Regions from separate parts of the Homo sapiens genome. Here region 1 is linked to region 2. The links are chromatin loops, found by intact Hi-C in ENCODE. Cell type or tissue: heart right ventricle. All regions are shown on one strand. Each heading gives the region's core, and the rest is flanking DNA. Links, peaks and the distances in the headings are about the cores only.

Region 1 (16,138 bases), core at 2,673-10,672, 250 kb after region 2:
TTCTGCCGCTGGCGATTTATCCTTAGACCTCCTGGCCTTCTATGCCTCTTGCTCCCTAGCGTGAGGGTAACCCTCTTTTAGTTCCAAATTTCCCAGCTCAAATCTATAAAGAAAAAGACCTGAAATTCATTCCACTGAAGTAGAAATGCCTTAAAAGTCCAAAACGTAACCCCCGACCTTGGAGACTTCTGCATTTACTAGGCCAGTAAAGCATAAAACTAAGGGGACAGTGTTCTGCTCATTTGGGAGTGTCAGGCACTAGCATGGGGAGTGTGAGGAGCCTGTCATCGTTGCTTATTTTTGGTTTTGGCCCCAGAGCAAGTCTTCCCTGTGCCTTTGCAGCCACAGGCTGGGTTGCCATAGAACCGAGTTAATGTTCTTGCTCCGCCAACTCCTAGCTGTGAATTGTTGGGAAGCCCTTGCCCTGGTCTCTTAGGTGGGAACGCAGGGCTCCTGCTTCCAGGGTTGTAAGGGAATAGCCGTGTTTGCAGTCCCCTGGTGCCGGGAGTGCCCTCTCCCTGGGCCGTCAGCGCTGCTCTGCCACGGCCACATCTCCTGTCCTGGAAGTGGCCGGGTGAACCTGTGGGGAGATGAGCGCTCCTGACAGTCCTTGCACTTCTCTTGTCCTGCAGGCAGCGAGTATGACGAGGAGGAGGTGGACTATGAGGAGTCGGACAGCGATGAGTCCTGGACCACAGAGAGTGCCATCAGCTCCGAAGCCATCCTCAGCTCCATGTGCATGAATGGAGGGGAAGAGAAGCCTTTTGCCTGCCCAGTTCCTGGATGTAAAAAGAGATACAAGGTAACAGAGGTGCTGCATGCTTGGCATAACCACATGGAAACAGGGCAAGCTTCATGGAAGGCAGCAGCCCTTTCTTGATTTTAAAGCGAGCGTATGGGCTGGGGGGAGACACTCCCCTCTCCTGCATTAGAGTGCGTGGGCCTCACCCCTGTGTGCACACAGGTGCCCTCAAGGAAGTGCTCACCCGCCACCGCTGCTGCCGGGGCTTTCCCCTCTGCTCACCTACGTGGGAGCCTGGCAGTCAAGAGAGAGCTTTTGTAGGAGGATCATGTCTTTGATAGTCTTCAAATTCATGTCATATTGGGGGACCCATCAGAACAGAATATCAAATATGTCAACCTACTTTATTTGCCAAGCACCTTCCCCAACGGATGGCCCTACAGATGGCTCACGGGAGACCACTTTGAAGTTGTAAAAGCCCCAGATGGCTCCCAGAGCCATTTGGTGAGTGTGGAGGGTATTTAGCTTCCAGCTGAGGAAGTTCTTGCTTCCTTCCACCCAGTGGCATGAAAGGGGATCAGGAGAAAAAAGGCCTTTGATATTTTTCTCACCAAACCATCCACTTCAGCTTCAGCTGCCTGTCTGCTGACCCAGGTCTCTGAGGGCCTGGGTGTCATGGGCAGCTGGGGGTGCTAACTTTTCTAATAAGGAACAGGGACAAAACAACGAGAAACAGCACAATAGTCAAGTATGGGTCTAGAGGGCATTTTAAAAAACAAAATTGCAAACTTCCCCATGAGGTGTTAGCAGCTCTTTCACATCCAACTGTGAGCTAGGAGTATAAAAATCAGAAACATACCTGGTATGCTTGATGATATGCTAATTCACTCATAGGCTAGCAGATTGACTATTTTTTAAAGCTTAAAAAAAAAGATAGCATAAGCACTTATATTGCCCCTTCTTAAATATGTGTCTCTGAACACTAATCTATTTCAGTACTTTTCATAGCAGCTATTGATATAAAAGCATGGCACACAAATGTATCACAAAGTTAGCATTTCTAGGTTTCACCTTCCCTAGGTACTGTTACAATTCCATCATGCAAAGTCCAGATGCTCATTGTTTAAACTGAAATGAACTCCCAGGATGCAGATGTGAGAAGCCTCTGAGGGCTGGCAGAGGAGCGCTGCATTTGGGTCAGAACAGGTCTCAGGACGCATCTGTACATTCTGTGTCAGAGGCGTGGAGTTGGGAGAGGAGGGAAGGGCTGCTCAGGGGTTACCTTGGGATACAAAACATCCACAGGATTGTTGGACAAGCCCATTTTTCCAGAGGGCAGCGCTTCATTGCAGAAAGAGACTTTTTCCTTCTTTCTTGATTTGTACAGATAAGGCTGTGACTGGCCACTGCCTGGGCTGGGGCTGGTTCCCACCGCGTCTCCCCCAGCTGTTCCTCCCCACCACTGCGGTCTTGCTGCCTGCTCTCCAGGGCCAAGCACCAGGCCGGGGGTGTCTTGCACCTCGGCCATGTTAAAAGCGGGAGCCAAGTAATGACCTGTACTCGGCTGACCCGCCAAAAAACAAAGGAAATACAAGCTACGCCCTGGGTTCTGGGCACAGGGTGCAGGGGAGGCATCCCCTCTCTCCCACCTCCAGCTCCATCCCCTTTTCTTACTCGCATCCTTTCCTCCTTGTCATTTCTGTTTTGTCTTTTACTTTTCCTTTGCTTGGGTTTCTGGCAGTTTCCCCCTTCCGTTCTCTGTGTCTGGGTTGGTGGGGGCTTTTCTGAGTGTTCTCTCTCCACCCAAGGCCACTGAGAATTCAGTGAGCCTTGGGCTGAAGGGGCTGCTGGCTCCAGCCCCATTAACTGGCAGGTGACATGGGTGGCAGTTGGTGGTCCTGATCCCACGAGGGAAGCGTGAGTTTCCTTTTCTGGCCAGAATGCCAGGTCATGATACACAGGGCCATAGCAGGCTTGTGACCACACCTGTGACCAGGCGCTGGAGATGAGCTGCTCCTACATCCCAAAGCTGGCAGCTGACTCTTTCTGCCCCGAAGTTGCTGGCTGGAAGGCAGGGCTGTGCTCCAGTGCGATTAGTATTTCATCTTATTCACAGCATCATTGCTGGCTTGGGTACTGGAGAGAAGAGGGTGGGATAAGCTGGGTACTGTGGACTCGGGCAGAATCCAGAAGTGCTACCACCTCATTTGTTCTCAAGGCAAGTCAGACTTTTCTTATTCCCTGCTTGCTGCTGGCAGCAGTCTCTGCCAGCCAAGTCTCCTGGGCACTGACCAGGATCTACAGTCCTCACCATTTCATTGGCATTTACGGATCAGACAGAAGATGAGGTACCGAACTCCCAGACCTCATGCAGAGCAGGGAATGGGAGAAGGATCCCACTGGTAAGGCCAAGTCTCCACATTTCCTTCCCATGTTAACTCCTTAGCCTAGGACGCTCCCTGCCCTTTGTAGAGGAAAAAATAATGTTTTCCTCAGTCATCATAAGTTCTAGTTGCAACAGATTCTCTCTAACAAAAGAGAGATTAACAAGAGAAAAACAGTTTATCAACATGTGTATTTCATATACACACAGGAGACAAGACACCCAGGGAATGGGCAGTTCTCATAGCTTATACAGCATCTTCAACAAAGAACAGTTAAGTACATTTTTAGAGAAGTAACAAAGGAAAAGGGCTTTGAGTCTCTGGAAGCAGCAACTTGTGGAAGGAAAAAAGAAAAAAAAAAAAAAGGCAGACAAAGTCCTGTTAGTGTATTAGCTTGTTAATGTAGATTCCTCCAGTACCATCTCCAGGCCAATAAGAGTCTGAAGTCCTCTTCATTGGTTAACCTTTGATCTCCCCAGAAGAAGTGGGAGTGGGCTTTCTTCTGACTTTGTAAATTTGTGTCCTGTTTTGAGGCACACAGAGGGAGAGCAGGGAGCCTCCTTCCTGCATCTGCTGCTGCTGAACTGCCTTCGGCTAAAGAGTCCTTAGGGCAAAGAGGCATTTTTGGGTTGCATATTCGGGTCCCCTGTCCCTTCCTCTCTCCCTCAGTATCTCTCATTTTAATTCCACTCCTTTCTCCAGCACAGCTCCAGTGCCTCCACCTCTGGGACCCCTCACCAACCTCCCAGACTTACTCCCCTCTCCGCCCCTCATAGGTCAAGTTCTCATCCTCCCCACATGCTCTTTCTACATTGAGGCGCCATTTCCCTTACTGCTCCCATAACCCGCAGAGCTCACTGTCCCTCCTCAGCACCCAGCACATGTCTCAGATGTGACAGATGCTCTGAGGGCAAAGGAATCAAGGTGTAGCCCATGGGAACGGGGAAATGTGGGCTCCCCACTGAGCCCCAAAGCCATGGGAGGATTCTTTTCCTTTGTATCCTTCCCAGAGGCGTTCCAGGCCACAACCACTGAGCCCACCACCCTTGCCCTGCTCATGCTCGCCTGAATTCAGGGAACAGAGAGGACTTCCCTTCCTTATAATGCAGATAGGTTTAAAAGATGGGTTGAAGTGCTTAACCTTTGATAATTTTTATGTTAGAATGGTGAGGATTAAGGCATTTTTAAAGTTTTTTTGTTTTGTTTTGTTTTAAGAAATGTTACACAGAACAATACCCCGCCCCCCAAAGTTCCTCTGGAGTCCTCTGCTGCAGAGAGGTACATTGATTGTTTCAGCAACAGAGACAGATCCAGATACAGTGTCCCATTTTCAAACACTGAGAAACATTTAATGATGAGGGAGTGCTCACAAAGTAACATTGAGTGGAAAAAAGGTATTGAGAGAGAGAGTGTGTGTGTGTGTATGAAAAAATAGTGAAAAGAAATACCTCAAATATTAACAGTGATAGTGTCTGTTCTTTTTTATCCTCTTCTGTGTTTTCTGAATTTCTGTAATTGTCTAACTGAACATGTTATTTAAATGACTGAGGGAAGAGGCAATTCTTTTTTTCCTGAAGACCCCACCCAACTTGCTGGACACAGTGTGTGCTGCTGTGCAGTGGCCAGTAGGGAACTGCGTGCACCTCAGCCTCCTGCTTTCTGGGGCTGGTGAGGTGTCCACACTGCTGCAAGTGGTTTCACTTTTAACCCCCACCATTACCACTACTACCATCCCCAATTTGTTTTCTTACTCTTCTTCCTCATCAAATCCCCAAGCAACTTCATCTTCTCCGCTGTGTACAACATCCAGGCCCTGGGAAATTGACCACTGGGCTTATCTAGGGCAAGCGTCACATGTTGTACACATGAAGGCCTGAGTACTGACAACAAAGATCCCATACAGGTAAGGACAGGATGGCCCAGCTCAGCATCTGGACTTCAGGCCTCATGATTTGATTTGGAGTAGACTTTTTAGAAAAGCCTTTAAGTCGCCTGCTGTCTATTGACTGGCCTAATTCCATCAGAGGGGACAGGTAGTTCCTAATGGTGGAACCCCCCCCACCTAAGTTCTCCTTTCTACCTCCTACCTTCCCACTTTCTTCCCTTACTAGCTTGATGTCAGAGCATCACTTTGAGAAAACTCAAAGACAGTTTTCTCCAGACTATTATCCCAATCCTTCCTCCCAACTGGTAAGATTTTTCAAAGACCACTAGCTGGTTGTTCTAATTAACGAGTACCTAGCACATTAGGAGACTAAATGAGGAAATATGGACTATGGATTGGACATCCCTGGGTTCCTATTCCAGTTCTGTAATTTACCAGCCATGTGATCTTGGCCAAGTCACTCACCTTCTCTAGGAGTCAATTCTCTCATCCAGAACATGAGTATTAAATAAGGCAATTGACATCAAGTACCCAGTATGGTAAGCTCTTAATAAATGTTAGCAACTTTCCTTGCCCTTTTGAAGCTTGATTCCATTTTTTTCAAAGACCAAAGAATTTCAGCAATTTCAGCATTTCAGGTTTCCGGCCATTATTTATTTTTTTTTACTAATATTTCTGAAAGATCAAATTTGTTTCAGGACTGATGAAATAAACTTTGGTGGATCTTTTCAGAGCTCCTCTGGTCTTGTAAAGAGGACGTTCCCGCGGCCTGTAACTGAATGGCTGGATGGAGGAAATGTCTTAATAGAGTCTCACTTGACCTTGTACTAACATTTGCGATAAGGGCAACCCACTGACGCTTGTCAACATTTTTTAATCACAGCAGCAAAGACAAAGGAGTGATGGCACAGCAGGTTCTCTGACCAACCCTGGAAATACTTTATGTTTCTAAATGTGCTTCCTGATTTTTCCAGAGTCATAAAGCTGATGTGTGTGTGGTGTTGGCTGTTTTCTTCACAGTCTCATGCCAGACACACAACATAATGTTTACATTCAAGCTGTGAATGGGCCACAGCGCCTGCCGGAATCCCCTCAGCCCTGGCTTGTCCTTCTCTTGGTGAACGACAGATCTGGCTTCACATTGGACTGGCTTTTATGGCTTTAGCAATTTCTGGTCTTAAATCTTTTTTTTAGCCTAATTAGTTATAAAAACCTCAGCCCTCAATGGAATGGCTAAGCCCTGATACTGTTAAGAGTTGCTGTGCCTTTTTGTTTCTTGGTTAATGCTTTTCTATTTTTGGTTTCCTCTATTTTCTGACAAGGTTTGAATGGTTTTGGGGCACAGAGGTAGCTGGATTATTAATGAGCTGTCCTGCATCAAGTTCCCCATGAAAACAAGGACATGAAATATTTTAGTAGCCCTTCATCCACGGAAAAGGACCCTGCTAGGTGCTCAATATTCGTTGAGCTATACATGGGATATTACTAAGCAGGCAGGTGCACATTTCTAGCATTTGTAACCCAGGATACTTTCCACCATATTAAAGTTGAAAGTCTTTATCTAATGGTCATAAAACTAACATTCACTCTCTTTCTGTCTCTCTCACACACACAATACATGGCTTAAAACAATTATCTTTTACAGTTCTCTGGGCTGCCTGGTTCAACAAGGTGGTTCTCGCCTGGGGTCTCATGCAGTTGCTCTAAGACACCAGTTGGGGCTAGAATCATCTGAAGGCTCACTTGGGCTGGATACACACGTTGGCCTCTTCACTCATGTGCCTGGGCCTCGGAGGGGATGGAACCGCCAGGGACTGGCAGGGCATATCTACCCATCTAACATTTCAGTGGGTCTGATTCTACCACCACCACTACCCTCCCCTTTCCTGCCCCAGTAGGCTCTGAAACCCCCAACATGCCTCTTAACAAGACTGAAGTACCTTATGTTTGAAAGGATTGATGCTGGAAGGACAGGGCTGAGGTGCAGAAGGCCTGGAGCCAGGTGTTCAGGGGAGAGTGTTTGTCCTTCTGCTTCAAATCACTGGACAACCTTCAGACTCTGAGCATAGCCAGCTGCTACTTGGCACCCCTGGGTTCAACAAAGTCCAGCAGAGTTCTCTTCCAAGGACTTTTAAAAAAGCATTCATGTGTACTGCACATCTCTAGTGTAGTAATCACCACCACGTTTATATTTAGTAGCAACCCTTCTTCCAGACTAGTGAGGCGTGAACTTGGGAAGTGCTGTTGTAACTTCATTCACTCACAAAGACTTAGCATCGACAATGTGCCAGGCACTGTGCTAGGTATTCATGAGACAACAGCAGGGAGCTGTTTTCTGGGAGCTCTTTGAAGGCATCCCATGAAGAGTGGGAACAATTTGTGTTGGAATCCTTCAGTTGGGCAAGGGACTGGCTCTAGCAGGACTGGATTTAGGTAATATTTTAGGAAACAGCTCACTCTCCTAAAATCTGTGCTTTTTGTTTCAGGCTGTCTCTTCTGTGTTCCCTTACTCTCTAATCTGGCAATTGCTGACTTGGAAATTAAGACCTATCTCAAATACCACACGTCCGCCGTCCCTTCTTAGATCTTCCACCAGTTACTTACTACCCTCAAGCCCATTTCCTCACCATTTAATTGGGATGAGGATTACTGGTGGTTAAAACTGTAGAGAGTGACTCTTACATAGAATACGGAATCTTACATAGAATATGCTGGTGAACTAGCAAAACCGACAAACAGAAATTTAGAAAGCATTTTGATAACTTTAGTATCCAGATGCTAAGAAGTCCAATCTTAGTGACTAACATTATATAACCTTAAATTTTTAAAGTTCATTGTATGTTTGGAATGTAATACTTAAGGTAAGGACTAGTCTGACTACAGGTGCTTATTAAACATGTACAACTGTACGGCGGGGACAAGATTTGGGCAACAAGTAGCTCCCACAGTGGCATCAGAGATACTGGCTTAGTGCAGAGCAGAAAACTGACAAAAACTCTGGTTAAGGCATGGTAGGGAACTGTTAACACAGTTATCTAGAAGCAAGCTGTAAATTGAGTTTCCAAATCAAAAATTTCTATATGTTAAACTTTTGGGATATGCCCTGATGTTTTTCTTTAGAAAGATATTTTGTTGGTCATGCTGAGGATATTTGTGTAGGATTGTTCACTGTTAACTTTCTTTAGAGTGGAAAAGATTCAGAGGATTTTCTTTATACAGTCTGTAAGTCCTAAATATATATTTTATATAAAATTGGAAGAAATCAGTACTTTCATTTTCAGAGTAATTGAGGCACATCTGAAATTTTGAGTCAGCTGTGTGTGTGACCATCCGTACAGCCCATGACCGACACACCAGAATGTCCTTGAAGGGTCCCAACTGGAGTCCTTGCAAAAGACTACACTCTAAACAGCTGCCATCCAGGAACTGCAATCCAGACCCAAATTGAGGTTTCCGAAGTTTGACAGGTATCCTGTGAATCCATGTAATAAATATTTTTGTCTTCTCCACAGAATGTGAATGGCATAAAGTATCACGCTAAGAATGGTCACAGAACACAGATTCGTGTCCGCAAACCATTCAAGTGTCGCTGTGGGAAGAGTTACAAGACAGCTCAGGGCCTGCGGCACCACACAATCAATTTCCATCCCCCGGTGTCGGCTGAGATTATCAGGAAGATGCAGCAATAACATGCTGGTCATAACTGTGCCAAGAAATCCTCACCAGCAGTTGCTGATTTTGAAAACAGCCACCTTTTTTCAGGGGAAGCATTCAGCAACCCTTTAAAGAAAAAGAATTAAATGCATGCTTTAAATTTTTTCTGTAATTTTGGAATGATGTATCTTTGTAGAGTTAATGATTTTGTACATTTGCACATGTAATCATCATACCCATTTTCATTACTTTGATATAAGGTGCTAAACAAAAAAAGCTCTAGGTTCTTCAGCACATTTCCCCCAAAACAAAATAAAATTGAGGGCATGTTGCATATTGTTGAATTGTATTGCGGTGGTATCAACCTGGGGGGAGGAGGGGCTGGCACTGAGATTTTTTTTTCAAGATTGTAATGTGATTGAAGTTTTCAACACATCAACTCACATATGTTCAAAACCAAAATAATACCTTCATTATCAAACTGGTTACCATGCCTTACATAATGGAGTTAGTATTTGTGAGTAGAAAGACTTTAGGTAATGGAAATATAAATAAGAAAGAATGTTTAACATAATATGCTAAAAATATTTTCATATTTAAATAACATACGTAAAGGTGTGCTTTCTGTGTTTTATATTATCTTGCAAATCCTTTTGCCCTTTAAAAAGCTGAAAATCTTGCCATCTGACTTACTAGTCATTTTAGTGTTATAAATGGCATTTTGTACAAAATAGTCTATTCAGTTCGTTCATTCATTTAACACACATTGATTGAGTGCCTGCTGGGTACAAGGGATTCAATTTATGCCTATTGATATCTGCGGACCAAGATACCCATTTAGTGAAATACTTTTTTCCCTGAAATCTGTTAGAAAAGACTTTGAAATACTTCAGTGCAAAGTGTGTGTGTGTGAAGTTTAGTTATATCTTCATCTTCAGATGAAGTTTTAAAGCACTTTGTAGTTCTCTATTGCCAACAATTTAATGTTTATGTGTTGCCAATTCTTGCAACCACTGCCCTACCAAACCTGTGGGTTGCAAATCAGAACTAAAATTCTAAGCACGTTTCAAAGATGAACACTTTTGTTAAGACCCCTATTGCCTCTTCTTCATGCTCATTTTTTACTTTTTTTAAAAGGTACTTTTCTCATCACATTGTAGAGAGGTCTGCATTCTCATTGGAAATGTCTGTTTAGCTTTATAAAACAAACACTTTGCTGAAATAGGAAAATGAGCCTTATTGACAATTAAGTGCTTCTTGCAGCAGGTGGTCAAAGAAAAGCATGACTAATACGACCTATTAGAGTAATCTACATCTGGACCATTCCTTAAGTTTTTCCTCACCGACAGTACCATCATGCCTTGAGTGTTCTTTTCTCCCAAGTGCTATTCCTTAAACACGAGAGTTTACCAGTTGCCTAATAATGCAATAAAAAATGCTTTGAGATAGCTAACTGCCCATAAAACAAACTCAAATTGCTTATAAAGTTTCTTCCCATGTTCCCATTTGATGAAAAGTCTTACATCACATATAACTGGGAAGCAGGGGTCCCTCCTCAATTTTCAGACATTTTGAAAGGATGACAGTTCTGTTTGTTAGATGAGTAAACCTCTATATTCATAAGTTCTAAAATCCTTCATTATGAGGGATTCAAAGTATTTATAAAAACACTGCCCTCTAAAAATTTCCTCAGATCTGAAGTATGGTCTTGGTCCTGAATATACAGTGTTATCCTATGTTTAAAAGGGTGATCCAGACATGAGACGCAACTAGTTGGTGCATAAGAAGGCCCCACTTGGCTATTTCATATCTACCTACAATTGACCAAAAAAAATTTTTTAGGCCAGCAATTATTATTTAGCTTCGCTCTTTCTAGTGCAAGAAACTGCAGGCTGGATCAGTAGTTCAACAGCTAAACAGTCATAAAATAGTCATTGTGCATGTTAAATTTCTTTCAATGCTTTCAAAGATAAATTCCAATTTCTATTTACTTATTCATTGTGACAGTATTACTAAACAGGTAAGGATGGGAATATTTTGTTATACTGTGTATAGTGAATGTATTGTACTGTGTCTGTGAAAACTGTGCTTTAAATTATATTTTCATATGTTTTGTTGGGGACAGAGCACATTAAGTCTGAAAGCAACAGAGGTTTGTTTTAGAACTGAAGGCAATTTAATCAAAATTCCTGTCAAGAAAAGCTGCTTATAAATGTAAATGAAATCACATTTAAAATAAACTGCCTCTGACCCAAAAATAAATATGGCTCTTTATTTTCCTTAGTGTCCATTATGAAAACCAGTATCAAGTTTACCATGGAAATTAATATATCCATTCAGTTCCTCATTCTAAGGCTGTTCAGTTGATGCATGTAGACTTTATTCCCTTACATTTTTGCTTAGATTAGATTAGGCTGTATTACTTTTCTGTCAATAACAAATTAAGCTTGGACTTACTTACTTAAACTATTTTAAAATAAGTTCTAGGCTAGTAAGATGAACAGTGTCTACTACTATAATAAATATTCCAAGGATACTTTTGGATTAACATGGTCCATAATTATTAACTCCAACAAAAATGCTCCCATTGTTGAACATATTTTACCTAAGTATATAACCTATCTGGAAGCTGAAAGTCTCCAAAGCTATTGCTTCCTAGGACTGCTGTGTCCTAACAGCTGGCATATGAATGCCTCATACTGGTTTGCCCTAGACTCAAAAAACTTTTTAAAGGATTCTAACAATATACAAACTCTGCTTCCACAAACAAATACAAGTGACGACATGATATGCTGCAGTTCACATATAGCAACTCAAAATGCCACCAAGTCTAAATATTAGGTTAACATCTTCAATAGCTAGTTTGCTCAGAACAAATGTAAACTATTTTGATGATAACTACAAAAGCGGCAAAATCAAAAGTTGGTGCTTTAAATTATTCACACGCACATTATAAAAGGGAAAGGGAATACAATTCAGAAGTATTTTAAAGGCCCAAACCAAAAAAAGATGTTCAAGATGCTAGATTAATGAAAAACTTTCACAAATAAATTTGACAACAATGAAATTACAGATCTTGAAAAATGTGTCCTCTTTCTTTAATGTTAGTGACAGTTCTATACAGCACAGACATAACTGAAGAAACACATTACTTTGATTTGGGTTTATGTATTGTACTTTTAATCACTTACTGAGAATATTTCAAATTTATATTCTCATCAGGAAAATGTAAAAAAGATACTGATATATATTCTATGATTTTTATGCCACAAACACCCCTGTTATGAGATCATTTAATAGGAAAACAATTATACTGACATCTCTTGTTCCATTTTCCCATTAGATATATACATACAACTTCAAGATAGTTTAAAAATAATCATTCAGGTTATTCTAAAATTTTGCCATAAAATTAGCAAAGTATGCCTTCTGTTAATTGCTAAAACCAATATTTCACATATAAAAGCATGTGATCTCATTCTACATGCAGCTCCATTTCTGAAAATTAAAAACCTATCATTTCATGGGCTAAATTATAGAACTTTCTATATTCGAAGAACTACTTCATAAGACTGTTATGACAAATGCTTTTTATTACATAATATTTAGTAGTCATGCTCAATCAACAAGGTCAACAGAAACTTGTGAATATTCTGCTAAATAATCTAGCACACTAATACATACACGTTTTTCAGTGCAGTAACATTGAAATAATCCTTGTATCCTTTATTCAGACAGTTCTGCAAACTAGGGAATAAATAAAGATACGAACACACAAGAACTTTTTTTTAAAGCAGGTAAGATTAACAGAGATTAAAATTTATTGATAAGCCAAAGACTGACCCTGATCCTAGTAACACCAAACTCAAAGTAGCTCCTGGTCAGAAAGTGCAGTAAAGGGTGCATGAAAGCATCCGCTCTATGGTCTCCTCAGTGGTCTATTTTAGGTGTGGTTTTTTTTTTTTTTTTTACTGCTAAACTATATTAACTCATAATAAAAAGTAACTAGTCAAAATTTAGAACATTCTGATCAAAATGGGTCTGCACATGCCTTTCAAACACCTGCTGGTCATAGTCAGGAGGGAACTGCTCGCTGCACATCGGGCACACCTTCCAGTGACTTTCAACATGTTCTTCAAATTTGCTCTGATCATAGTTAGGAGGAAACATTAACTCACAGAGGGGACACTTCTTGTGAACATCAAAGCTTAAAGAGAAAAATGAAAGAATTACATGTTTCTAATAAATGTAGAACAACAACTTGTCCATATATGACAAGGTTCCATTTATCTAGTTAGCTGATATTCATACTAAACAACCTACCTTAAAAGTCTTTACTCCAGAAACATTTCTCTGCTTCTAAATGCTTGCTGTAGACAATTGTGTAACCCATTTATAGAGCCTCTAAATTCAATTTTACAATTAGATTAACAAAACCGTTTTTCCCCCTTAAAACCTCCCAAATCCAATCACAATTACGTGAAATTAGTACCAAGAATTCTTCCACGTTTAACAGAAAATGCCTTTTGTAAGACTGTAAGGATAAATACAACTCATAACTTCCCACCAGTGCATTTGGTTTAATAGCAAAGTTTTTATGGCACTGGTTCTCAAATGCTTGTATGCATCAGAATCAGTCGGAGGACATGTTTTTGTTTTTGGCCAAAAATACTGTATTTTTAACCAGCAAGATCATTGGTGCATTATTATACAACATTAGGTGTTTTTTGCAAAACTAGTTCCCATCCCCAAACAACAGACAATACATGCATTTGAATGACATTTTAGGAACAGTAAATATTCTTTTAAATACTGCAAGTTAAAAATGTTTTCTGACAAAACTCCCTAAATCGGAGGACATGTTAAAACACATATTGCTGGGCCTACGCCTGGTGTTTCTGGTTCAGCTAGGCCAGGCCCTACACATGTGCATTTCTAATGAGTTCCCAAGGACCACCTTTGAGAACCACTGGCCGATATAACCCAAATTCTACAAAGTAAAGAAGAAAACTACCTGGAATCAAAGCAAAAGCCTGTCCCATGCCCACGTAAATGTTGACTTGGAGGATCAGGAGCAGTAGGCACATTCTCATCTTCCTAGGGGAAAAATAATTTTGGAACTTTTAAGAAAAGTAAAACCAAATATAAATTCCTTAATTCAATCAAGCACATACTGACAGTATAAAAGAAGATTACACTTCAGGAAATTTTCTCTCTGCTATCATTTAATTAGACTTTCAAATAAACATGTTTGAAACTTTGCAGAGTATTTCACTATAAACTAACACTGTGGTGTTCTTGAAATAAAAAGCAGTATTCAGAGGAATAGAGACATACCATTTACACATACCATTTACCATACCTGTATGTGTAAATGAAGCTGAGAACAGTAGACCTTTTCAAACCTATATACGTAGGTAACTTTTACTGACTTTATCATTCTGCAGACTGGGTGACCAGTTTTTTGCTTTTTTTTTTTTTGAGATGGAGTCATCACTCTGTCACCCAGGCTGGAGTGCAGTGGCGCGATCTCGGCTGACTGCAACCCCTGCCTCCTGGGTTCAAGCAATTCTTATGCCTCAGCCTCCTGAGTAGCTGGGATTATAGGTGTGCACCACCATGCCCAGCTAATTTTTGTATTTTTTAGTAGAGACAGGGTTTCACCATGTTAGCCAGGCTGATCTCAAACTCCTGGCCTCAAGTGATCCGTCCTCCTTGGTCTCTCAAAGTGCCGGGATTTCAGGCGTGAGCCGCTGTGCCTGGCCCTACTTTCAATACTGTCAGACTGCATTATTGTCCCAAACGTTCTCATTTAATAACTGTAAGCTTAATTACAAGAAAGACAGTCTCTCTGACAAGATACATCCATTGCATGATATACAGAAATCATAATGAAAAACTAATAAAGTATGTGTGAGTTTGTATATGCATATTCTTGGGGAAGCAAGTCCAACTGGATTAACACGTGTTAAAGCAAAGCAATGCACTAAACTACAAGCCTCAAAACTCTGCTATAGAGGAACAAAATCCAAAGTTAAATATTTCAGAGGTTGTCAAGTGAGACTTCTAAAAATTTGTGCATCTAGTTTTCATCACAAAGAAAACACTGATTTGGATTCCCATGGCTGCATCCCAGCAGTTTTTAGAGATCTGTACGTGCTACATCAACAGCCAAACACACAGGCTCATTTAACACTGAAACCAGGCACATCATCTAAATTGCCTATTTCCTTTTTATCTCTCAGCAGCCGTTAGCTGCTCTCATGTCATGAACTAACAGCATATCCCCAAGCGCAGCCGGCACTGAGGAAGCCTTTATGTTACTGGGTAGGCATGCTTGCCCCAGAGCTGCTATTAATGGGTCAGTTAAGTCTGTCATGGGAAGGAGCACCAAAAAAAGTATATATGGTGTGAAGTGCAACGTGAACAAACAAAAGACAAAATGAGTATTTCTAGTACTTGACTATCCTTCTGACAATTTTCCCCTCTTGAAAAGTAAAAGAAGGGGTAAAATACTTCTGTTTATCTGTGAGTCCCATAGGATATAACTGAGCAAAAGGAAAACGGGACAGATAACCTAATGGGGGATTAAATTGGGAGATAAAACACGAATACTTTATATACTTCAAAAATTCAATCAAGTAACTAAAATCCAGACAGCTTTTAAGTCTGTAGATACAAAGAAGGAAGATGAGAAAGTAGTTGAATCTGCTGAGCTTAGTATGTAGGACAGTGAATTCTGATTTTGTGCCAGGTTACTCTAGCTCCCAGATTTAGGCCTCCCAGCAACAATCTTTGAAACACTGAGTATACTTAAATAACTACAAAACAGTGATAAGGAACAAAATTTTCTCACTCATCTTTGAAAAAAAAATCCAAAATATTGAAATGCTGAAGAAAATAATTGGAAAAGATAAAATGGGGCAGGTCTTGATATTATATTTTTTAGAATTTTTAACGACAAATATTTAAAATAGAATACAATTTTCTAGGGGCCAAAAATGTAATGGAACCAAAAGTCTCATAACCTCCTTTTCCTGTTTTATAATAGCTAACAGCCTACACCAATTTACTGCTTCCATGAATCAGCTAACAGTAGAGTTTGTAGCTAAGGTTCCAGACTCAGACAAACTGTCAGACATGTTAACCCTGCTCGTTAAATACCTGGAGGGGAAAAAAGGTAGAAGTAATTTATACTTTCTAAGTCATATATAATTTGGCAATGATAACCCGATTATTCTGTTATCTTCTACCACCTATTACCTAATAAAAGGGGAGAGGGGCTCAAGAGTATAATTCTACATGTTATAATGAGAAACAATAAGTTCTCATGAAATAAAACATGAACCATCTACCCAGAGCATAGGTTGAAATCAGAGAGTATGCAGTAAGCACTCTAAGGAGCCAATACATATAATAAAGTCTCTCATGATATTGACAGGCAAAATGATGAGTGAAATCTTCACTCGAGAA
Region 2 (16,138 bases), core at 4,583-12,582:
GTGTCAAAGGAGAGACCAGCTGTAGGTAATTGAATCATGGGGGTGGTTTCCCCCATGCTGTTCTCATGATAGTGAGTTAGTTCTCACAAGATCTGATGGCTTTGTAAGGGGCTCCTCCCCCTTCACTTGGCACTTCTCCTTCCTCCCTGCTTGTGAAGATCATGTTTTGCTTCCCCTTCACCATCCGCCATGATCGTAAGTTTCCTGAGGCCTCCCCGATAATGCTGAACTGTGAGACAATTAAACCTCTTTCCTTTATAAATAACCCAGTCTTGGGCAGTTCTTCATAGCAGTATAAAAATGGACTAATACAGGGCTTGCCTAGGAGGCCCAACAGAGTGAACAAATATGTAGAATGATTGTGGTGCTCTTGATGGAGAATGAAGAGAGGGACTGGGATGAAACTGAAGACTTGTGGGAATAAGATGGGAGAGGTTGCGTGGAGCCTTGAAAGTGGTTTGGCTTTGGTGCTGTGGGAGCTTCTCAGATTCGGAGATGGCACACCCTTGGGGTACATGTGGGTATCAGGTAAGCCAAAGCATAGAGACTGTGCCCTTCTCTGGGGTGCCAGTTTTTCTGGATGGAGCTTCTTTCTTGTTGGGACTCCACATGTATTTCTGTGTGTTTCCTCCTTGTCGTCTTACTAAGGGAGCTTTGGTAGGACGATTGAGGGCAGTGGAGGAAAGAGGGCATTGTTAAAACATCATGAGCAGGCGCAGCTCGGCCCTTGGTCCCCTCTGGCCACAGGGTGGGGCTGAGCTGGCAAAAAAAATAAAAAATAATAATTTTTAAAAAGCACCATAAGCAAAACATGAATAAGTGGAGGTGAAGCAGGTGTTCTTGCCTGGAAGGAGAAGCTTCGGGTCTGCTTGCCCATGTTCCTTCTGCCAGAAAATTTCAAGTGCTGGGTGCCTACTGGGTTCCTTCTTCCCCCATGGCATTCCTGTAAGATAAATGGCTGCTTTTCAGCAGATGACAGTTTGGAGACAGAAGTTATTAATGTGTATAGGGTCGCAAAAAAGTTAGCTGATGTGTCAGAACAGAAACCCAGGCCAGGCCAAGCCTCTCCAGGCTTTTCGTGCTACGGAGCGGATAGGCAGAAGCGAGCAGCCCTGGAGACTCGGTGCCGGGGCTGGAAAGGAGACTGCTGATGTTTGGCGAGTCAGCCCTTTGGTTTCTGTCTTGTTCCTTGCCAGCCGTGGGACCTTCAGGCTGGCAATGTAGCCTCTGTTCTGAGTGAACATTAGGGATCTGTATTGATGGGAAAAGGGAAGAAGGGATATCGGGGAGGCAGACAACGATTTACTTTTAGATCCTCTCTTGATCCGAAAAAGAAATACAAATGTCTGTTGCCTCCGAGCAGATCGAATGTTGACTTCTACTTCAGAGGGTTACATTGCTGATTTATGCATATTACCATGTCTCATAGCCTTACCCTATTTTGAACCTCTGAGTGGTGGGGACATTTATCACTGTCTGAAATAATTTTATTTATGTGCTTTCATAGTTAATGTCTGTCTCTTGCTTTGGCCACACAAGAATCTAAGTTCCAAGCTTTGCGAATGAATATATGGAATACTGAAGAGGGAGGGTCAAGTTGTCCTGAGCACTGAATGCATTCTTCCCTCCCTGGCTCCTGCCCACCCACACCCTTACTTTTGTCTGCAGCTCATTCTAAAAGGCATTCTTGTTATTGGCTTGTTTGCAGGCATTGCCACAGGGGGGCGCTACAGCATTTGAAAAGAGACAGTGGACAAGCATCTGCAGGCAGGCACCTGTCTTTTGGGTTTGCCCAAAGCTCGGTGAGAAGTGAACTATCACTGTGGCACTCTCTTCATTTCCCCCTGAATGGGCAAAACAACCCAGTGAACGCGCCGCCTGAGAGAGCTGACTGGATTTTAGCAATGTGAAATGGTCATATACCAGGAGAAATTTTTAGTAAATTGAAAGGAACATATGTAAGTGGTAATTGATGAAGAATCAAGTTTTTCAGATAAGTTTGAAGTTATCCAATCAGTAATTTTTTTGTCTGCAACATTGTAGTAGTCTGTTTTCACGCTGCTGATAACGCTGCTGATAAAGACATCCCAAGACTGGGTAATTTATAAAGAAAGAGTTTCAATGGACTCACAGTTCCGTGTAGCTGGGGAGGCCTCACAATCATGGTGGAAGGCAGAAGGCATGTCTTACATGGCAGCAGACAAGAGAGAATGCGTCGAGTGAGGGAAACCCCTTATAAAACCATCAGATCTCGCAAGACTTACTGCCACGAGAACAGTATGGGGGAAACCGCCCCCAGGATTCAGTTATCTCCCACCTGGTCCCTCCCACAACATGTGGGAATTATGGAGCTACAATTCAGTATGAGATTTGGGTGGGGATACAGCCAAACCATATCAAACACCAAATTCACAGATGCTAATTAATGGTGGGAAGTAAGGGGTGATAAGTCACACTGAAGTATTAAAACATCAAAATTTTAAAATGCTTTTAAAAAGATTGTGCCCTTCTGTGTTCTTCCAGTGCACATGGCAACTAGAACACTTTGTAGAAACCCTTTCAGGGATATGTTTTAGGAAAGATATTTAAGTTACATGAAATAATGTTTTGATTATTTGTCTATGAATGGAAATTTCTAGATAAAAATTTCCTTTTTTTCTTTTCTTTCTTTCTTTTTTTTTTCGAAACAGGGCCTCACTCTACTGCCCAGGCTGGAGTGCAGTTGTGTAATTACGGCTCACTGCAGCCTCGATCTTCCCAGGCCCAGGTGATCCTCCCACCTCAGCCTCCTGAGTGGCTGGGACTGCAGGCACAAGTCACTACACTCAGCTAATTTTTTTGGTTTTTTTTCTTTTTGTATTTTTGTAGAGATGGGATTTCACTATGTTGCCCAGGCTGGACTTGAACTCCTGGGCTCAAGCACTCTGCCTGCCTCAGCCTCCCAAAGTGCTGGGATTATAAGTGTGAGCCACCGCATCCAGCCAGAAATTTCTAAAAGCAGTTCTATGAAGTAGTTTAAGCAGTTTCTTTTCCTTTTCTTCCCTATTTTAATTTTTTATATACTTTTAATATTGCTTATCCCTTTCTGAACAGGCAATATAACATCAAAGCTCAGTCCAACCGTGTATTTTAACTAAATAGAAGCCAAAATAAGGAGCTGTCATTTCTAAAAATGAGATCTTTTTATTTCCTTCTTCCTCTACTTTGACATTAGTTGTTTTTTTTTTTTTTTTTTTTTTTTTTTTTTTTTTTTGCCTTTTGTCCCTGAAATGGGATGTTAGAGTTTAGATTATTGCTGTCAGGTTAAAAAAAAAATTGAAACTAATTAGAAGTTGATAGTTTAAACATTGACTCCTACCCATTGAGTGCCCTTTATATATGTAATTACAGTGTCTACATATATACACAAATACAACATTGTGTTTACATATATATGTGAAGTCATATGTAATAACCCAAATATACCCTCAATGAGAGGAAAGAGAAAATATTGAAAAGTTTCCCCAAATCTAAACCTTTTCTCACTAGAAGTTGAATGTTGCCATGTACTTGTGTAATTAAGCCATCGTAGCAAATTTTCTGCTACGGTAACATACTTGGACTGCATGAAATGTTATTGCCAAGTTGATTTTACAAGGTTTTGACCTATTGACATGCTAAGGTAGAAGGTGTGAGTCTTTTAAGTTCCATTACACAGGATTCAAGGACCCATCATCATTTAAAACAAGAGAATATTTTCCAGTTGGGCCATACACACACCGACTATTCTAACAGCAATATGAATGTTGAAGTGTATTTCTGAATTTTAAAACCCCAAAGTAATAAAGTTTACATTAAACAGATTTTCCTTTGATCTCTCTCTCTCTCTCTCTGCATGTGCATATATATGTGTGTGTCTGTGTGTGTGTATATATATATATGTTATATATATATAATATATATGTATATTTAACTTACATTGAAATCTTCATTCAGGACTTTGTTTATTCAGGTTAGTATTAAGTTGATTTTAAGAGCATAAAAGAAAGTAAAACTGTATTCTCTTTTCTCAAAAAGTGGATTTAATGGGAAATACCTAAATAAAAAAAAATCTAAACTATTTTAAGAATGTTCTTAGTGGTGAAAATTGTTATGGTAGCATATTGGGAGCAAGGGAAAATGCCTCATAAATACCTAGTTTAACAACTGTGGTTTTAAATAGTCGTGAAAAATAACATGACTGTTAGGAGGAAACATTAAATATTCATGAAAATATGGACTTCTAGTTGAGACATAATAAAAAATTGAAGTTCAGGTTGACAGAAGAAAGTGCATCTCTCAAAAGTATGTAAAAATATGAATAACATTATTTCCCCTGATATAATTAGAAAAAATAGTAATAATTTTAATTAACTTTTAAGTTAAAAAACTAAAAAAAAGGCCGGGCGCGGTGGCTCACGCCTGTAATCCCAGCACTTTGGGAGGCCGAGGCGGGTGGATCATGAGGTCAGGAGATTGAGACCATCCTGGCTAACAAGGTGAAACCCCGTCTCTACTAAAAATACAAAAAATTAGCCGGGCGCGGTGGCGGGCGCCTGTAGTCCCAGCTACTCGGGAGGCTGAGGCAGGAGAATGGCGTGAACCCGGGAAGCGGAGCTTGCAGTGAGCCGAGATCGCGCCACTGCAGTCCGCAGTCCGGCCTGGGTGACAGAGCGAGACTCCGTCTCAAAAAAAAAAAAAAAAAAAACAACTAAAAAAAAGTCTGTGGAATAGAAAAAAAAATAAGAGCTTGAATAGGAAAAGAGGAAGACAGAGAATGAGGAGGTGTGGTTAAAAGTCGGGTAAGCTGGCTTTGATTCAGGTTCCACTAATTACTAGCCTATGGCCTTGGGTAGATTAGGCAGTGAAGCCGCCTCACTTTTCTTCTCTATTATGTGGGAGTACTAGTACCTGTGTTGGAGGATATTGTGATGCTCAAAGGAGATATTTTAAACAGAGTGAGTTTTTACTTTTCATGTAGATAGAATAGGATAATGCTAAGAATGCACTGTAACACTAAAATAATTTCCTTTTGGCATGTAATTGGCCTAGAATTTATACTAGAGTCTTATGCTTTGATTTAATAATGTTTAAAGTTATGAAAAATAAGATGAATGGGCAAGTTAGGCAGTTATTGAAGAAACTGGGGAAACCCAGTATTAAGATTGCAGTTTGACTGGATATTAGCATCTTCGTTAAGCAGAGAGATTTGTTGTTCATGATGAAGAAGGTGATGATGATGATAATGGCAGTTAATGTTCATTGAGTTCATAAGGTATGTTAGGCACTATAAGAGCTATACAGGCAATCTTATCCAATCTTCACTATAGTCCGATGAGGTAGGTTCAATCATTAAACTGATTTTTAAGTTGAGGAAAGTGTGGTTTAAAGAGGTTGAGTAACTTGTTAGTATCTACAGTGGATATTGGGATTGAAGCCCTGGCAGGCAACCTTGATTCTTGACTGACAATGGCACCATACTGGATTTGATGGTACCTGTGGTTAACTTCTTGGGGACCCAAATCTTACATGGACTTTTGAATCTAAATGATGTAATCTCACCACGGAGTTTCTTGTTTCCCTCACATCTCAATTTCTCTCATCTTGTATTTTACTATATGTAGTCAGGAAGAACCAAGCTCCTCTTTCAACACTTAGAAATTTCCTCAGCTAAATAGCCAATTTTATCACTTGCCAATTCTACCTTCTACAAAATACTAGTACATGAACACAGTTCAATCAAGTTCTTTGCCACTTTATAACAAGAATTTACTTTTCTTAATTATTCAATAACATGTTCCTCATTTGTCTGAGCCTTCATTGGACCATCCCTATTTCTACGACATTCTGAACAGGATTACTTAAGTGTTTTCCCAGAAGATGAAAACTTTCTATATATCTCTCCTCTTTTCTTTCTGAGCCCTCACCAGAATCACCTTCCAAAGTCCCTTCACAGCAATGTCAACATTTTCTAGCATGTACCTTCCAGCCTCTCTACGCGTTAACCAGTTCCAAAGCCACTCCCACATATTTAAGTATTTGTTAAGGCAGCACTCCACTTCCCAGTACCAATTTCTGTTTTAGCTTGGGCTATTATAATAGAATACTGGTATTTATTTCTCATGGTTCTAAACGCTGGGAAGTCCAAGATCAAGGTGCTAGCATAATTGGGTCTGGTAAGGCCCTCTTCCTGGTTTGCAGATGGCTGTGGTTTTGCTGTCTTCAAATAGTGCAGAGAGAGAGGAAGCAAGTTCTCTCAAGTCCCCTCTTATAAGAGTATTAATCCCATCATAGGCAAGGACTCCACTCTTATGATCTAATTACCTCCCAAAGGCCTCATCGCCACAGACCATCACATTGGGGATTAGATTTTTAAGTTTCCTTAAATATTCAGTACTATTATTGTTTTGCTTTCTGTTTCTGTTTTATTATTTTCCTCTTGTATTGCTCATTGGAATGCACTGTGATGACCAAGTGTATCCAAATGGGAGATTATGTCTTGGGAGCATTTTTATTCTTGTTGGAAATTGGTGATGATTGGAAATATGATGAGTATGCGCAGTGCTGATGATTTGTCCAGTGTCCTCCTAGTTTGGAGATGTTGGTAAAATAAAATTAATTGAAGGGAGGAATTAACATGAGAATCAAGCCCATTATTAGTTTAAGAATGAATTTATCCTGAGAGAGATTATGTAAACTCACAGAAACATCCATCCCTGCTTAAAACAATAAAAGAGAAACACAAGGGACAACAGAATGCAAATAGTGATTTAATGGCATAGTGGTGGTTTGGCAGGTGAAAATAACAGAGTTCTAACAGAGGAGAATCAGAGGACCAGTCCTTGGGAATGGAGACAGGCCCCCTTTTCTTTGGGAGATATTAGGACAAGGGTTGGAAGTAGAAGGAAAAGGAGACACTCCTTAAACAAACCTAGCTACACTTCATCACACACATCTCTGACTTTGATCCCTGTGGCAGGAAGCACTATTATTAAAATTGGGACTTACTGAGGTTTTCTCATGTAATTAGGAAAAGGAAAGGTGTGTTTGACAGTGGAGCCTTTAGATCTAATTACCTGCAACCTAGTTGTGGCTCAGTGGTCAGAAGGGAGCCACCAATAGCACTTATTAATGTATTGCCTAATTTCCTTATAAGGCACAGGGAGCCAGTAAGAAAGCTAGCTCCTAGTAGCAAAATATCTCAGAATCCAGAAAGGATTTAGCAATGCGGAAGAGAGACTTGCAGAAAAATGTAGAAGTTGCAGTTTTAAAAGTGATGAAACTTTCGGAACATGATACCAGTTGAAACTGCTGTTGGCTACCATGTCCCTGCACCACTGTCTCTTGCAGCAGATTGTAGCCCCGTGGTGTTAACCCTGAGTGACTGTTAAGCTCCGTGAAGGGATGTGTTTTCAGACCCCCTGGTTTTCAGGCTGTTTCTGTTAATGTAGGGCATCTAATCTGTATGAGGGGGGCAAGGATGTAGTTCAAAGCTGGCAGGGAGACATCCACTGGGAAGCAGGACTTGTCTTGGTAATTGCTTAAAAGAAATAAAGGCCCTTTGTCAAAGCCTTCTCTTTATCTCCTGTATTCCCACTAGGAAAAAAAAGTGGAGAGGAGAAAGAAAATATACAAGAATACTGATTTTGACTATTTTTTTCCTTTTTAAAATGGACATTTTCATTGATTAAGGAAAACAAAAGGAAGGAAACAAAGATAAATCTAGATTTTGGTGCTCCTTCTTTGATATAGACAAATGACCTCCTCCTTGCATTCTTCCTGATTAGGAATTTTGAAAAACCTTATGTCGACTGATGACATTCTAAAGCTCACTATCCTAAGAAAATGAGTCCTTGATAAATTTTTCTTTGCTTAGAAGCAAGAGATGATTAACTGTATGCAAAGGGTCTTCATTTTATGTGTCCTTTTTCCCCTCAGAAAATGGAGAGGTTGGTTGTTAATACAGACCAACAGTACATTTCTGAATGACGTTATTTTCTGAATTAATGCTGCACTACTCTATTTTTTTTTAAATCCTATTTTGGTAAATGTAAACTTTATATCAAAAATGAAGTAAACAAAAAGGAAAATTCCCCAAACCACCTAGACAAAAATTAGGGATCACTTTTGAGGACTGTTCTCATTCAGAGGCAGTCACGTCTATTTTGCCCTCTGAAATTAAATGGAATATGATTTTTTTTTTTTTACTTCTAAAGGGGCCCTTCCAAGATTGATTCCTAGAATAGCTCTGGCTGATGTATTCTTGAAATCAAGTGAGACCCTGTCTTACTGTCATCAACATGAATCCACCTTTTAAGGATGGTGTTGGTCCTTGGATTAGCAGCTGTTACATAATTACTTTTGTCTATCTGATCATTAATGTGTAGAGTATCCATATAACTTGTTGAAAGCTAAATAAAAACCTACTTAGGTCAGTCATTTGATGTCATAAAACTGATTGTTTATAACGTTAAAAATGTTTTAACTGAATTAAATTAAATTGATTAGTATGAGTTACAGAGTAAAGAGAAGAAAGACACATAGTAAGTTAAATAAAGGGCTCTGTGTTTTCTGAATGGTAGGAAAATTTCCCAGGGTACATCACCCTTATAATACTACTGTGGGGAAGTTGTTAACTCTTTTTAAAATTCTACTTCTAAGGATATTTGTCATCATCAGTGGTAACCTTTTCTCTTGCTTCAGATGTGTTAAGTCTTTACACTTATTAATTCTTTTATGTAGTGTTGGTAGTTTGTAGAAGGAAATTGATTTTCTTGTAATGGGAAAATCATCGCTCCTATTATGACATAAAACTTTAATTTGATGTCTCCTCCACTGACCCAAACTAATTACAGCAAAAACATGTTAACAAAGTGAGTAAAGTTCTTTCTTTCATGCATCAATTTTACTACTCAGGGCTGCCCCAGAAAGTCTTAAATGAAGGTGCTGCTCTGTTACCCTGGGACTGTGTGTGTGCACATGTATATGTGTGTCTGGAGTAACCACTGTGACAGGCAGTGAAATATAGATGCTCGTGGTGAAACTTGAACTCCTCAGATCATCAGCTCCTAAGGAGCAAAGAAATATTAAAGGGGTTTATCAGTAATGGTTAGAACACACAACAGCTGAAAACATGGGCAGAGCTTCCTCTTTAATTTGGGCAGATTGGAATGCACCTCCCCAAATGAAACGGAAACAGTAAAATTTAAAAACTTTTATGAGTACCCAGCTCAGCTGCACCTGGCTGCTCTAATTGCCTTCAACCTAGTCATTACTGGGGAGGCAAGATGTTTAGCCACCAACAGCCCTTATTAATGTATAATAGGAATTTACTTGTAAAACAGAATTATTGGGATGGCATGATGTCATAAAGACAGAGTGCTGACATTTCAGATTGTTTTATATAGGGATGTTGAATTATAATTTAGGAGTGGAATATTCTTTTGGTAATTAATCACAATTTGATACAACCCCAGTGTGGGTTAGGCATATGGATACATAGAATTCATGATTGCAGTGCTCTTCTAATAAAGGCTGTGTTTGTGCAAATGCATGTAATTCTCATGAATTATCTATGGGAAAGAAAAATCTTCTCTAGTACTTTGCAGATGTGCAAAAACTGACCACAGCAGGTGTAAATAAATGAAATGTTTCAACAAGTCTGCCTCTGGATTTCTGTAAAAATGTAAAAGCCTCACAATTATGAAGCTGCCTGCAAATTTTCTTCTTGGTATCAATGATATAAGAAATGGGATACATTAATTTTGCTGGACCTCAAACTTAGAATCTGTCAATATGGCTCTGTGATTAATGGCTACAGATTTTACCTGCCTCATAAATATAATGGGCCTTGATTACTGAGCTCAGTTTGCAAAGCAATAGTTAACATGATGTCAACACTTCCATTGTAAACCCCATTTTTGGAGGGGTTTATAACGTGGTCATAAAAAATCACGGGGGGATGACACTTTGAATATGAGGTCTTAGTCTGGGGAAACAAAGATATTTTCAGGAAAAGATTTAAGTGTTCCCTTTACCTATTTGTAGGTTTATGAAGACCTAAGCTGCATATAAAAATTTCAAGTTTTATGTACTTTAAAGAGAAACATTTTAAATAAATAGGATTTCTTATTGCTCATCTTGTTCAGTTTTTCTAAGGAAATACTGTATAGTTAGAGCATACATTTTAAACTGGAAGGGAACATTTTAAACATGGTATGGTACATATCAGAAGATATTTAAAAAATCATTCTGTATTAATGTCTTTGGGATTTTATGCCTGTTAGCCACATAAAAATCATATGTTTCAGATCTTCTCAACAAGAATACTAGGGCAAAGCTTAGTTTTTGCAAGCCTTGGAAAATATAGTATGAACTGAGCCACCTTGGCAAGACAATGTTGCACACAACAGAATACATGATACTGGGTAATTTATAAAGAAAAGAATTTATTTCTTCCAGTTATGGAGGCTGAGAAGTCCAAGGTTGAGGGGCTGCATCTCGTGAGGCCTTCCTCCAAGTGGGGACTCTACAGAGTCCTGAGGTGTGCAAACATGCCAGCCCAGGTCTCTCTGCCTCATCTTCTAAAGCCACCAGCCCCAATCCCATATGAACCTATTAATCCATAAATGTTAATCCATTCACGTCTTAAAGGCCCCACCTCTCAATACTGCCATATTGGGGATTAAATTGCAACACGAACTTTGGAGAGGATAAACATTCAAACCACAGCAGACAACAAACATCCTTTCTGACCTAGAACATAAATTGCCTCTTGTGTGAAGAGAGAGGGAGCCTGCCCAGAGCTGCTCCAAGGCCATCTCCATGTCTCCCTCCTGGGCATGGCAATGGCATGATGCTGCTTGCCCGCTGTGGGGTGGGGTCACCCTTAGAAGCTCAGGATTTGTTTTGTGCCCTTACTGACCATGGCACAGAAAGACTAAAAGAACCCATACACTTTTTAATAGCCAGTACTTCTACAAGTTTGTGAGAGCAAACTTCCTGACGGGAAGCCAGGATTAACTCTCTTGGAATTTGAGGGAGGTTGGATTGGAGGCCGTGGTCAGAACCCAAATTTTGAAGTGGGAGTTCAGCTCCCACAATGTACTTGACTTGGTGAATAGCTTAAGAGTTTTCATTTAAAGAGTCATCTCATAGTACTTTGTAATTGGTTCCAAAGCCACTAGTTGGCCTGATGGAAAGGGTTTTTGTTGTTGCTGTTAGTTTGTTTTTGTTTTGGGGATATGGGGAGACTAGATTGTGCCATAAAATCAGTAAAGCAAAATTGTTAAACCCACAATGATACTGGGCAAGTGTTAGGTTTTTCTCTTCTCTTTCTGAGAAACTCCCTCTCTTCCTTCCACCCTCCCTTGCAAGGGGGCTTTTCCACAGTCTTCAGAAGGCAGCAGAAAATGTTGCAGTGTGATGGTTACAAGACTGGCATATATTTCAGTATTGTTTGTAATGCCTGAAATATTTATCAAAATATACCCATGACATCTTCTGCCCTCATTCGATAATCCTGGAAAGAAACAAGCTATTTCACTATTTGCTTTATATTGTTAGACTTGTTGTCATAAAATGTAACATGTAAAAGCAATACCAATAATTCTTAGGCTGGCAGAAATTGTTGGATGTTCCAGCCTGCTTGAGTAATAGCACTGGGCCCTGGCATTGGGTAAGACAATGTTGCAACAATGTTACAATGTTGTAAGCAACATTTCTTACCCAATGTCAGGGCCCAATGTTTTTACTGGCTGGGTCAGCGGACAAGGCTTTTCCTTGAATAATGCTCACATAAAGAACTTTAAAAATGTATCTGATGGCCTGTGGGTTAAGGCAGCAGTAGCATTAATTGACATAGTGATAAAGAAGTTTGTAGCACTGCATTTTGAAAAATATAAAATAATACAGCACTCTTGGCACTTCATATGCTGTGTGTATTTTAGTCTTCACGGCAACCCTGTGAAGTAAGTGGTTGGTCGTGCTCTTACAGCTTTGCAAACAGCCTTAAAAAGTTTCCATACATTTTCTGAGTTCACATAGCATGTGAGCTGTGGAGCTGGGATGGGAAACAAGGTCTGTGTTATTCTGCAACCCATGGTACTCCCATTACGTATCAATAACTCATAGGTCAGGTACTAAAATATTCATAATCATGAGTTTATGCAGTAAATATCCGTTGAGTGGCTGTCATGTGGTAGGCCTTGTGCAGATTCTGGGGTTGTGATATGAGTGAGACAGCCTTAGGGTATATGCACGAGTGGGGCAGGGATACTGAGACGTTACAGGAACTTACACTTGAGGCACAAGGGCTAAACTGAGAGATGTGAACCCCAAGAGAGCATGTGGAAGGGGCGCTTGATCTAGGATTGAGGGGGTTCAGGCAAAACTTACCAGAAGCCAAAAAGCTGGAAGGCAATGGCCCCAGCCAGGTAGAGGGGATTTGGATGAGGGAAAACATTTTAATCCACGAGTACAGCAGAAGCAAAGGAGGTGAGAAAATGTGTTTCCATGAGGGACAGGCCAGAGCACTCAGTGGTGGTCAGCTCTGGAAGGGCTTTGCAATCCCAGTTGGAGGAGTTTTGACTTTCTCACAGACTGAAGGAAGGCACTGGTGGGTTCTGAGCTGGGAATGAGGTGTCCAGGTCAGCATTTGAGAAGCTGGCCCTGGCTACCTTGTGGAGCAGGGAATAGTAATGGTGGCACCGAGGCAAAGGCCCCCTTTGCAGTCACTGGGAGTGGAATTGGAAGTGGACTTTGGTGATGTTCAGCAGGTGGATGCACAGTCCTTGGGGATTTATGGGATGTGAGGGGTAAGGTTCCAGAGAGGGGCCAAGGATGGCTCATGGGTGTCTGGTGGGACATGTGCCTTTCACCCAGAAGAGGCTGCGAGGAGGGAGACCAGGGCAAGGGAGCTTCAAACATACTGCAGCGTGGGGAGCTACTGGTTATACATGTCCAATAGGCAGCTGGAGCTGGAGGAAGAGATTTGAGAGCCATCAGCATACAGATATTAACTAAAATCACAGGAGAGGAAAGACCGTGTGGTATGAGAAGAGAACCTAAGAAGATCCCCAAGGTCAAAGACTCACCAAGGGTGGACAGAGAAAAGGGAGCCTGCACAGGAGTAGAGTGAACGGGCAGAGGCGGGAGAGCAACGGGAAGCCCAGGAAGGAGAGTTCAATGAGGAACACTCCTCAGCCCAGTGAAATGTTGCAGAGAAAGCCAAATAGACAAGGGCTGCAAGGGTGAGTGACATCCTCGCCTCCCCACGCCCCCATGCATTGTCTTGAAGGAGGTGATGCTTTGGCATGATTTGTCTGAGAAATTCTACCAGGTCTTACTTCATTTTGTCAGAGGGACCTGTCTAAAGGATACTTTAGCAGGCTAAAGTTTCAAGTCTCCAGATACTTTCTCATAATCATCAAACATACTCTACTCTAAAATAGCCTAAGGACTTTTAAATAATAAACTTATTGTTATCGCAGAATGTAGCATTTTTAGGTTGAAAGTAATTTTAGAGATCAACTTATTTAGCCCCTTAATATTACTGTCAGTCATTGATTTATTCTATAAATGGTTATTAAACTCTAGTATCATCCAGGTATATAGATTAATAGTTTTACTATAGTGATCTTTTTAAGAAAGCATAAGAGTGCAGCATTTTGTGGTAATGAAAATGGCATAATATGTGAATTAATAGAAATAGAGAAAATTCAGTCCATGTTAATTTTTTTCTCTCTCTGGAAAGATGGAAACACATATAAATGCAGATTGACCCATCCTCCACAAAGTTTTGAGTATCACAAACTCCCTGGCCTTGATGTTTTATTAAATTCTTCCCTGGGGTCTTGTCCCACTTCGCTCTCTGGTGGTGTCGAGGCTTCTGGACAAGGGGAAAGGGTGGAGCAGAGGCCGCTACAATGCCCCAGGCTCACCAGCTTGTCCAAGTGCGTGGACACTGTGTTCTGTAGCCCCAGGTAACTTTTCAAGTCCCCAAAACCCCAGCTAAGCAGCGTGAAGAAGTAGAATAGCTGGGGGAATGGCGCAGCTTGCTGTTTTTTGGTGCTGGTTATGACCAAACCTTAGAAAAAGCATCTGGTGCCCCGAAGTGCTGGATGCTCTCCCTCTTGCTCCCCTCTGCAGGCACAGCCCCCCAGGCACTCCCGCACTCCTTCCCCCATGTTGGTGTTGGTTCCTCCGAGCTGGTCATCCTGTCTTCATTTACTGTTTATCTGCATGTGGCTTCCTCATCGTTATGTGATTTCCTTGGGGAGGGGCTGGCTCCATTCCAGGCTTACTGAAGAGTAACAACACTGGGCTTAGCCCTGTCTCAAAACCTTAACCTGACTGGGTCACATCCCAGAGATGTCCCCCGCTGCCCTGAGGTCAAAGAATGCAAGGCCTGCTTTATCTCTGCCAGCTGCCTTTCCTGTGCTGGTCCCCACGAGGTTTTCTTGACTTTTCCTCTAATTTACCAGCTTACTACTCTGTATCTTTTGAGGAACTTTGATGCCCTCCCTTCCCCCCTACAGGCACACCTTGCTTTACCACACTTGGCAGACAGTGCATTTTTTTTTTTGTTTTTTTTTACAAATTGTAGGTTTATGGCCATTTTCCCAATGGCATGTGCTTGCTTTATGTCTCTGTGTCACATTTTGGTAATTCTTGCAATATTTTAAATTTCATTGTTATTGTATCTGTCATTGTGATCTGTGATCGGTCATCTTTGACTTTACTATTGTAATTGGTGGTGCCATGAACTGCACCCATATAAGACGGTGAACTTAATCAATAAATGTTTTATGTGTTGACTGCTCTATCAACAGGTCCTTCCTCTGTCTCTCTTCCTCTCCCTGAGCCTGCCTATTCCTGGAGACATGGCAGTGTTGAAATTAGGCCAATTAATAACCTTATGATGACCTGTAAGTGTTCAAGTGAAAGGAAGAGTAACACGTCTCTCACTTTCAATCAAAAGCTAGCAAGGATTAAGCTTAGTGAGGAAGGCATGTTGAAAGCCAACACAGGCTGAAAACTCGGCTTCTTGCACCAAACAGTTAGCCAAGTTGTGAATGCAAGGAAAAAGTTCTTGAGGGAAATTAAAAGTGTTACTCCAGTGAACACATGAATGATAAGAAAGCAGAACAGCTTTATTGCTGATAGGGAGAAAGTCTGAGTGTTCTGGATGGAAGACCAACACAGCCATAACATTCCCGTAAGCCAAAGCCTGATCCAGAGCAAGGCCCCAAGTCTCTTCAATTCTATGAAGGCTGGGTGAGGTGAGGAAGCTGCAGAAGAAAAGTTGAAAGCTAGCAGAAGTTGGGTTCATGAAGTTTAGGAAACTAAGCCATCTCCGTAAGGTGAAAGTGCAAAGTGAGGCAGCAAGTGCTGATGGAGAAGCTGCAACAATTTATCCAGAAGATCTAGCTTGGATGACTATAAGCATTTTTACAAAGTATTTTTTAGCAATAAAATATTTTAAAATTAAGATATATACTTTTTAAAGACATGTTATTGCACACTTTATAGACTACAGTATAGTGTAAATATAACTTTATGTGCACTGGGAAATCAAAAAATTAGTGTGACTTGCTTTATTGTGATATTTGCTATTGCAATGGTCTGGAACCAGACCAGCAGTATCTCTGAGTTATGCATCTAGATTACTCCCTGATCCATGGTGCTAGCTGAACAATCAGCAGGGTTCGTAAACCGATGCTGCAGTCAATAAAGGTTATTAACAGCATATTGGATGTTGTGATGAGATTAGAAGAAAGCATTTGAAACATGGCCTACTACATAGTGAGTACAATTAAATGTTTCTAATTAAAAATTTTAGAGAGGCGCCAAGTTCTTAAGTTCCTACTCAGTTCATCAGCAAGCATGTATTGATTTGCTTGTGGTTGTCATCCTTATCATTATTTTAATATTTGCTAACCTATGGGTAAACTCTCAGGTCATTTTTGTTCAGGAGACTTGTCAGTTTTATGATTTCTCATAATGAATTCCCTTAAGTGATATTTATATTTTATTTTGCTCCTCGTGGCTTAGTTTTCCAGTATTTCTTATTCTATATCAGTGTCTGTCAGAGAAAAATGGGATTGAAGATGTATTTTGA

What was found. Hi-C counts contacts between places; a loop is a spot of excess contacts. Peaks named below come from ENCODE experiments on the same cell type or tissue, not always from the same donor. Only the 100,000 strongest peaks of a DNase experiment are listed, where the experiment ranks them.
Region 1: it touches region 2 in a loop (4-fold over the local background); 3 of 110 quality-filtered maps call a loop at or near these places.

Annotation. Positions count from the first base shown.
Region 1 is chr7:27,825,362-27,841,499 of GRCh38, reverse strand. It overlaps JAZF1 (JAZF zinc finger 1), which reads left to right. Exons shown (of 5, transcript NM_175061.4): 4 at 633-802; 5 at 8,524-10,923. The coding sequence ends at 8,700. It overlaps TAX1BP1 (Tax1 binding protein 1), which reads right to left. Exons shown (of 17, transcript NM_006024.7): 16 at 13,680-13,762; 17 at 11,733-12,872. The coding sequence ends at 12,671. Among named protein-coding and RNA genes, the nearest start is that of TAX1BP1-AS1, 93 kb to the right of the region's middle. In heart right ventricle, for the core only: no CTCF peak of the experiment used is centred there; a DNase peak (open chromatin) is centred at 7,043; H3K27ac peaks cover 2,933 bases.
Region 2 is chr7:28,079,406-28,095,543 of GRCh38, reverse strand. The region is part of intron 1 of JAZF1 (JAZF zinc finger 1); the gene reads left to right. Among named protein-coding and RNA genes, the nearest start is that of JAZF1-AS1, 93 kb to the left of the region's middle. In heart right ventricle, for the core only: no CTCF peak of the experiment used is centred there; no DNase peak of the experiment used is centred there.